2 separate regions of the Homo sapiens genome follow, and region 1 is linked to region 2. A link is a contact called in ENCODE Hi-C or POLR2A ChIA-PET data. All regions are on one chromosome and are shown on one strand. Each heading gives the region's core, a stretch centred on a gene start or an enhancer-like site at or near the end of the contact. The rest is flanking DNA. Distances are from core to core; before and after follow the strand shown. Region 1 has its middle 140 kb from the start of PTGR3. Region 2 holds the start of ZNF407 (zinc finger protein 407).

Region 1 (4,086 bases), core at 1,523-4,022, 470 kb after region 2:
CAAAGCTCTGTCAAAAGTCCTAGGAGGTGGACGGGGAGGAATCCCGGTCATCTCTACCCAAGTCCCGGTCTCTCTACCCTATTCTCTCGTGGGGCACAGCAAGGCCTCCGCAGGGCCAGGCAGCCCCAGCCCACCTCTGCTGTAAGAAGCAAGGGGCTGCTCCCCACATGGCATTTGTGTCTCGGTCCTACCGAACTTCTTTTTCCTGAACAAAAGATAAAATGATGGCATAAGGAAAGCATCCAAGAACCAGCTTGGATTTCTAACCCAGAGCTGGTTCTAGGAAGAGAATTAGGGAACAAGAAAGGTCATTCATTTAGCAAACTAAAAATCTGTAAGTTTTCACTTCTTTGGCTGTTTAATATTAGCCCATAATTTAAGAGAGCACACAGCTCACTTAAGCAACCTCCTCCTGTTCCATCTTGTTGAAGAATACAATTCGTTTTCTCCTCCTCTAGGGTGATATCATTTTACATGAAGAAAAAAGTTCTCTCGGATGGCAGTTATACGTTTCGGAAGCACCTTCTAATCAGGGATGGGTGATTCATTATTAGCTTCAGCAGGCGATCCATCTGACATGTAAGGGGAAAAAATTAGCAGCTGTCACGGCATGATGAGTTAATTTCCTGATGGGCCTGACACCGAAAAGCCATTTGGAGACATGGCAGAGGCTGACAAGAAAACCTGGCGCTGCTTTATAATTGGAGATAAAGAAAGGGCAGAGAAACAGGCCGAGGATGGCCCCCAGGTCTGCAGGCTGGGGGGTGCCTGTGAGCTCTGCGTGGTCGTGGCTATGGCCTGAGGCCGTGGCCCTGGCTGGCTGTGTCCAGGTCCGGGGTGGTCGCCACTGCTCCCTCTGGGATGAGAGTGGCCCGGGGCCTGGCATTCTCCCCAAGAGGCAGAGCGTGCCTGCTGGCCTCCTTTCCATGGTCACCTTGGCGATTTTCATAACTGGAGCTCAGGATTCCCATTGTGGGATGACTTTTCATCACTATGAGAAAGTAACCCATTAAGTAAATACCATGGAAACCCAGGCAGGCGGGAGTGGTGGGCCTGGGGCAGCAGGCGGGATTCAGTCTGGCTTCCCTCGCCCCCCGCCTTCAGCTGCACCTCCACAGGGCATCCATTGCAAACCCAACAAGATGAAAAAAACACTGTAAGAAATATCCTGAAGATGGAAATTAGAGAAATCAGCATTATGAAGCCAGCTTTGAAATACCAGGCTGGATGTGCTGGTCTTCACTGGGTGAAGGAGGTATCTGCTGAAGGCTTAGCATGTGGGCTTCTAGAATCCAGGCCCCACGTCTGGACCCTGAAACCCTCTGGTGAGAAAACAAAGAGGCCCAGCCCGTTACAGGCTGGGACACGTCGATGACTCTTGGCTTTCTTGGACTCTGGATCTGTAAAATCGACAAGGCAGAGGTGGGTCTTGAACCTCATGTTTGAGAAGTAAGCATGAGGGAAAGAACCTTCCACCCAAATGCCTACACCCTGCAGTCAGGACACAACTCTGCTTTTCTCTAGGCTGGACTCGAAGGATGCCCCCCTAAAGAGCTCACCAGCTGGAGACAGAAGACAGCCGTGGTCACAAAGCCCATTACCAGAATTAAATAAATCCGTTCTAAATCTCCCAGGCAAAGAATCATTTACTTCCTCCATGGCCCTGCATTTTCAATACCTTTTAATAAATTCTTTTAAAATGACCTAATTTCAACATGGCTTTCAACTTCATAAAAAGACAATTTATAACCAGGATAAACATGAACCTAGGACATGCCATTTCAGTCCTCTCCAGGATCTCACGTTACGCTTCAAATAACTTTTTAAGTGGAAGAATAAAAACCAACACAAAGTCAAGGTTTGTTTTTTAATTTCCACATTGAGCTCTGGTTTGAGCCTGAGCTTTCCAAGGCTGATCTGGGCTCCCTGCTTGTCCCGCCGGCGTCGGGCCCCTCCTGTGCAGGAAGCCGTCAGGGAGCCCCAGTTAGGAAGGGATCTCCCAGAGCAGGGCCACCTCTGTCCTCGCCTCCACTGCGCCACAGAGCCCCAGCAAATCTGCAGAGCTATCATGACTGATCTGTAAATAGGGCCATAACCCACGAATACAGTCTACCCCCAGTCTGGGCTCCCCTCTTTCACCTGTGCTCCTGCCGCAGTTGAAGGAGATAGAAGACGTTTTCATATCAGGATTGCAACATACGGCCCGTGGGAGAGGATGGTGATCCTAACCTATGCCTGGAAACGACGCTGCGAGTGACTTTTCTGGTAAGGGTCGGGACTCACAGTGATTGTCCAACGCGCAGTCTCTCACCCGTATTCAGAATGTCCTGGGAAACAGGCGGGGCTCTGGCTACGAGGCCACATATGTCCCACCTCCCCTGACCCCCCGCATGTCACAGGGCTCAGGTGCCTTTTCCTTTATCTCTAATTCCAGCTGTAAGCTCATGCCCCTGCACACAGCCTCTGCGTGTTCATCTTCAGGCCCTGAGCTTCTTGTGCAGCTAGGTAGGCGCTCAGCAAGTTACTTTAAATGGGTGGATAAATACATGGATTGTCAATTCGTCATCAGTTTTTCCTGTTTGCTTACTCACCTTCCTCTCTGTTGGTTTAGTCATAATGTTCTCAAATAACAAAAGCCTTTGGCAGGAATTGAATCAGATGAATGCACCGTGAACACACTGTCTTTTGGTCACGCTGGTTCAGAGCACGTCCCTCTACCTACTTCCACCTTTTTCAAAAACATTTCTTGATGAGCAGGGCCCTGAGACCAAACTTCACGGCAGACGCTGGATCTGAGTCACACTGTCTTGTCATGTGTGGTCAGGTGACCTGCAGCTTCCACCAGCAGGAAGAGATGCTGGGAGAGGATTTCCTCTTCACTCGCAGTCATCGTCATCTGAAGGGAAGCCTGCAAGTTCGTTCTGTTTCTAGTAAGATTTGTCTTTGCTTATGTCCTGGCTTCTTCCTCGCCCTGCAGACTTGGGCCAGTGCTGTTCACTGCACAGTTATTCTTTCCTCGACGTGCCGTGCAGAGAAGGCTGGTGTTTTGGGTAGTCTTGAACAATGGGGACTTCCTCTTCTCTAGAGAGAGCTCTTTGACTATAGGCAGGAAATGCTGCACGGGAGCCTGGTTAGCAGGGGTGCTGTGGGCCCCGGGCTGCAGGGCCTGCTATGCATGCAGCAGCATCTCGTGACGGGTCATCTCCTGGTGCGTCCTGTGATGAAGCAGGTGCGCCACAAGCCAGAGAGGAGCACCAGAGGGGAAAATAACACCCTGTCCATCTGACTGCAGAAGGCATGCCCCTCACATCTCCGTGCCTCTGCAATCGAGACACAGCGAGAGTGTCTCAGATGTAACGAATACCATAAATCTGTGTAAAGCAAGTCCTGGGGGAAGAAGAAGTATGGGGTCTCCCTTGGAAAGGACAACAAATATGCCACAGAATGGCACCCAGCACCCCTGAGGTGAGCCCAGCAGGCTGTGGACGGTGCTGAATTTCCAGTTACTTCTTAAGGCCTAAAGAAGATGGCTCAGCATGCTCCTGGCCTCTAATGCATTTGGAGTGGGGCAAAACACACACCTTCTCAGTGAGAGGGACTCAAGAGGTCCCAGAGGTGCAATCCTAAAATGGACAGGCTGCTCTTGGAGAAAAGGCGCCCTCCAGGCCTGGAAGACTCTAGCAGAGGCTGGTGGGCTCGATAGAGACACACAGTCTAGAAGGGCGTCCTCGCCGGGCCCGCCTGGCCCTGGGGCCACCAGGGCGTGTTCTGCAGTTCTGGGAAGCGGATCTGCTGACTGGGTCCTGAGCTGAGAACCGTGACTTCATTCCAGGCCTTCGATTTTATGAATAAGAGCTGGCCTCGAACTGCTGTGATGTCAGAGGAGTCACCTGTGCATCCTGAGGCTAGTGGGTCCTCTACAGAGTGAAGGCTGAGAATAGATAGACCCTAATATTAACACCAGCTCTAAGCCCTTTGATGATGTGAACAAGTCTCAGCGAGTGTCCGTGAATTGTTGAAGGAGAGTATCAGAAAGACAACACGGTCTGGACGTGGCAGTGATGGCAAAGTGTCCCCAAAGAAGCT
Region 2 (4,250 bases), core at 1,380-3,879:
TTGCTAGCCCTAAAAAGGCAGTCTGGTCCCCAGGCCAGAAAGGGGTTTGTTTTCAGAATGAGCTGTTATCATCTTTGTTTCAAAGTTACACTATAAACTAAGTTCCTTCCAGAGTTAGTTCTGCCTATGCCCAGGAATGAACAAGGACAGAGTTTAGAAGCAAGATGGAATTGGTTAGGTCAGATCTCTTTCACTGTCATAATTTTCTCAGTTGTAATTTTTGCAAAGGTGGTTTCATCACTAGGACTCTCTGTCTTCACTAAAAGTCTGTGTTGTCCATGTCAAGCATTATTCATTCAAAAATAAAGAGAGGAAGAAAAAAAAAGACTTCCCTTTTTCCTTAGAATCAGAAAATTAGTCTTGAATGACATCTATGGACTCTCTCAGTTGGAAATGAGGTCAAACTGACTTCCTTAAGGTCCTGTCTTAGTAACTCAAAATACTCAAAATAGAACTGAAACATAAACTTAGATTTTACTTCACTGCTCAGGGGAGGAACATAAGTGTTAACTAAACCCCCAAGGTAAGAAAGGTAGCAAGATAAATCACCCAAAGATCACAGAATGCCCAATCCATATACAGAATTGTGCTATTGTTATTGTCAAGAAATTTATCACCTTGTCATACAACACCAACACTGTTGAAATAGCTATTAAAACACTGTAGGAAGTGCTAAATTTTCACATAAATTTTAAATTTCAAGTGAACTCTTTGAAGGCAGAACCCAGTTTTATCTTTTATATAACAGGCACCCAATAAATGTTGGTTAATGGAATACAAATAACATTTGCAGCTGGTCACTTGTGAGGAAATTGTTTCCCACATTTTTCTCTAGAATTTTTAATTAACTATTACTATTAAACTGAGTCTACATGATGGAAAAGCTTGACTCTGGAGTTTTAGGTTGAGTTCCACTTTTACTAGCTGTGTGATCTTGGAACAGTTTATTAGTCTTCTAAATTACTGTTCCTTACTGTGGATAAGAGAATTCATGTGGATTACAATCAGAATTAAACCAGATAATGTCTACAAAAAGTTTTCTATGAACTATTTAAAAAGGTAAGGAATTATCACTCGAATGTATTCTGATTTAAACTGAATTGTGTTCGAATTGGCCTTGAGTGACGATTTGGCCTAGAAAGCCTATCTTCAGAACATCACACACACACAAAAATCCAATTACTTACAATGATTTTTTTGAGACGGAATCTCGCTCTGTCGCCCAGGCTGGAGTGCAGTGGCGCAATCTCGGCTCACTGCAGCCTCCGCCACTGGGTTCAAGCTATTCTCCCGCCTCAGCCTCCAAGTAGCTGGAATTACAGGCTCGCACCACCATGCCTGGCTAATTTCAAATTTTTAGTAGAGACGCGGTTTCCCCAGGCTGGTCTCAAAATCCTAGCCTCAAGCAATCCACCGACTCGGCCTCCCAAAGTATTGGGATTACAGGCGTAAGCCACCCCGCCTGGCCAGTGATCTTCCTAAACAGAAATCTGATCACATAACTTCCCATTACAGAGTCTAACCCTAACCCTGTGCCTACAACATAGTCAAACCTCTTTAGCAAGGCAGATGACCTCAAGCAGGATTTCACTGCCTCTTTGTCACAGCACTTAACAAGCTGTGATGTATTTATTTTTATTCGTCTACACAGGTCTTCCCTACTAGATTCTGAGTTTCAGAAGAAAGGCCTCTAACTCGAGGTTCATGAATGGACCTGCACAAGGGGGCGGACGGGCTGAAGTCCTGCCTTTTTTTTTTTCCAAAAAACCCGTATGCTGTGCCGTTAACGTTCATAAAAAAGTCCTTGTCGAACGTTTTAAACAGCCAAGGTGTTTCAGCTTTAATAAAAGCTGAAAATTTGGCAATACCAAACAGGTCACCAAGCCACAGTCCGCTTCTTGGCCTCCTCTTTGGTATCAGAGTTCGGCTAGCGGCTTCCTGTGGCCTCTTAAACAAGGACCTCATTTTGGGAGCCATTCGAGAGATTTTTTCTCATCATCTAAAGTAGCATTCTCGCCTTGCACAGCTGAAAGTCATTTCTCGAAATCGGAGCGCCAGAAGCGACAGGAGCCACTCCAGGCCCGGGGGAAGCGAGCAAAGGGGCAGCGGGCTGCGTTTGCCAACGTAGGCCTCTCGGGTCCCGCGCCGTTCTGGGCCTTCTCCGTGTTTCCGGCGCCGCCCTCGGGGTCCCTTACAGAGGGCGGGAGGCGGGTGGAGAGACGGGGCAGGAAGCAGGCGGGATCGGCCTGGGAAGAACCCGTTCTGGGACCCTCTAGAAATCCCAGACAGCCCTCCCGGGCTGACAGCGCCTGCCTTGGAGCCCGACGCGCTCATCGAATTTAGATTGACTCCTTCGGCTCTCCGTTTTCCTTCTCTAAGGGAAGGGTGGGACTTCCTATTTTATCTCTTAGCGGCTTCCGGCAAGAGCTGATGTGTTAAAAACAAGACAGCACATGGGCCTGCCGGCCACTCGGATAAAAAACAAGGAACTCGACCTGGATTGTACTAAACCAGTTCCAAGATTCTGTTTTTCGGCTGTGGCGTCCGGCGCTGCATCCACTACGGAGTCGCCTTGGAAGCCACCGGAAGTCCTTCGACGGAGAAACAGGATGTCCCGCCTCTTCCTCCCAAAGGGAAGACGGTGAGCCGGAGGAGTCAGTCAGAGGGGCGAGCAGGAGCGATTCCGTCGCCAAACAGGTAAGTTATTCTCTGGCCGGGGCGGGGGGTTTGGAGGCGGGGACCGTCCAGCGTCAGCGCGGGGCCTGGGGGCGGTGGCTTGAGGGCTCGAAGCCGGGCGGCTGGGCGCCCAGAGCCCCGTCTGGGCCCTTCGCTCTTTCTCCTCCCCCCTCCCCCCGCCTCCGCCCCTCCCTGTCGCCTTCCTTCCCGACACCCGCCCAGACTCACGCCCGGACACACACCCTCGCTCGTTCGCTCACGCTGCCTCGCCGCCCTCCTCCCCCAGGCCCCAGCTGCCGCCCTGCCCTCTCACCCGCTCGCTCCGCAGGCCGGTCCCGCGGGCAGCCTCGCTCCGCGCCCTTGCGCGAGCGGAGCTCTTGTGGACACCTCGGGGCTGCGGACCTAGCGTGGCCTCGGTTTCCCCTGCCGGGTTCGCCTGTCCGCGCAGAAACAGTCCCCCGTTCCTTCGGGACGCACCCCTGCACCGAAATCGGGCCGTTCTCGCGTGCCCGGGTTGCTCTCAAGTGGAAAACAGATGCTCCCCTAGCTGCACAGCTGCAAGCTTTAGCGTCTGGTTTCCAGCAGGGGCTCCCTGGACCGCCCGCCCACTCTCGTGTCACCCCCAGGTGCCCTGGCTGCGCCGCTGCTACTCGCGCCTTCTTCCGTTAAGCGACGCTGGTGTGGGCGGGCGGAGGGCACACAAGTGCGGTGGCCGAAAGCACCGCGGTGGCAGCGAAGGGTCCTAGCCATTCCCGACTTCAGCTCGCTTTGCGCCACTGCGGGGAGACCCGCGGCTGCCTGACACCGCTGCGGGCAGCAGTGGGTTTCTCAGTAGATGCTCACCTCTTTCCAGCCAGCTAGCACGCCCTGGGTGCTTGGCCTCCTTCTGGAGTTTAAGCTGGTGGAGGCGGGGTGCAGTGGCCGCTGACCTCTGTCGGTTGCGCTGGGTTTTGAGTAGCCATTTATTTCATTGGGGAGTTTTGGAATAGGACATCCCACATCCGTGGACACACATGTAGAATACTTTTATAAGTAATTACAGTCTTAATAGTGATTTGAGTTACAGCTTTGCAGTCTATGCCTGGTGACATCCTAGTCGTAGTATGTATCTGTTTTGTGGTGAAGTGCTGGTCCATTTAGAACACTGTAGACAGGGGCCCTAACATATACTCATCAGAACCTTATTAAGAAGAGCTTATATGTCATTTGGCATACTCACTGTGCTTCATTTAGTACAGCAATCTTGTGTAGTAGGAATTATTCCCTTTTTACAAACTGAGACTCACTTTGCTATATACAAAATTACTGCTACTGGTACAAGGTAAAGCTTTCTTCTTGCGTGACATGTAAGGCAGGTGTGATAATTGCTCACAACACAGTTGCTACTGGTGCATTTTTTTTTAAACTTTATTTCGGAATAAATTAAGATTTACAGAAAAGTTGCAAACAATAGGACAGTTCCATTGGTACCTTTTAAGCAGAGCAAAGTGGCTCCACTTCAAAAACACTGGTTCTTGCTTTATGCCAAACACCCTTCTAGGTGTTGGAAATAGTAATATACTTCCCTAGAGGAT

The links. A loop is a pair of places that touch in the nucleus more often than their neighbours do. ChIA-PET counts read pairs that join two places held with the same protein, here RNA polymerase II (POLR2A). Pooled maps may share reads with other maps.
Region 1: a loop to region 2 is called in a map of CD8-positive, alpha-beta T cell, with 8 times the contacts of the local background. The contact joins the enhancer-like site here to the promoter of ZNF407 in region 2. A Hi-C loop is called at or near these places in 5 of 168 maps with a recorded cell type or tissue (CD4-positive, alpha-beta memory T cell, CD8-positive, alpha-beta T cell and naive thymus-derived CD4-positive, alpha-beta T cell) and 11 of 50 pooled maps. POLR2A ChIA-PET finds 5 or more read pairs at or near these places in 8 of 52 experiments (CD4-positive, alpha-beta T cell, CD4-positive, alpha-beta memory T cell, CD8-positive, alpha-beta memory T cell and 5 more).

What each region holds. Positions count from the first base shown.
Region 1 is chr18:75,068,344-75,072,429 of GRCh38, forward strand. No RefSeq gene overlaps it. Among named protein-coding and RNA genes, the nearest start is that of PTGR3, 140 kb to the right of the region's middle. RefSeq lists enhancers at 1,976-3,175, 2,036-2,536, 2,825-2,974. Within about 2 kb of position 2,773, at least 28 of the 41 ENCODE cell types and tissues checked have a DNase peak (open chromatin) inside an H3K27ac peak, as active enhancers do; they include CD4-positive, alpha-beta T cell and CD8-positive, alpha-beta T cell, where a contact is called at or near this core.
Region 2 is chr18:74,595,241-74,599,490 of GRCh38, forward strand. It overlaps ZNF407 (zinc finger protein 407), which reads left to right and starts at 2,630. Exons shown (of 9, transcript NM_017757.3): 1 at 2,630-2,697. It overlaps ZNF407-AS1 (ZNF407 antisense RNA 1), which reads right to left and starts at 2,595. Exons shown (of 2, transcript NR_024484.1): 1 at 1,188-2,595. RefSeq lists enhancers at 2,406-2,615, 3,406-3,625 and a silencer at 2,716-3,015.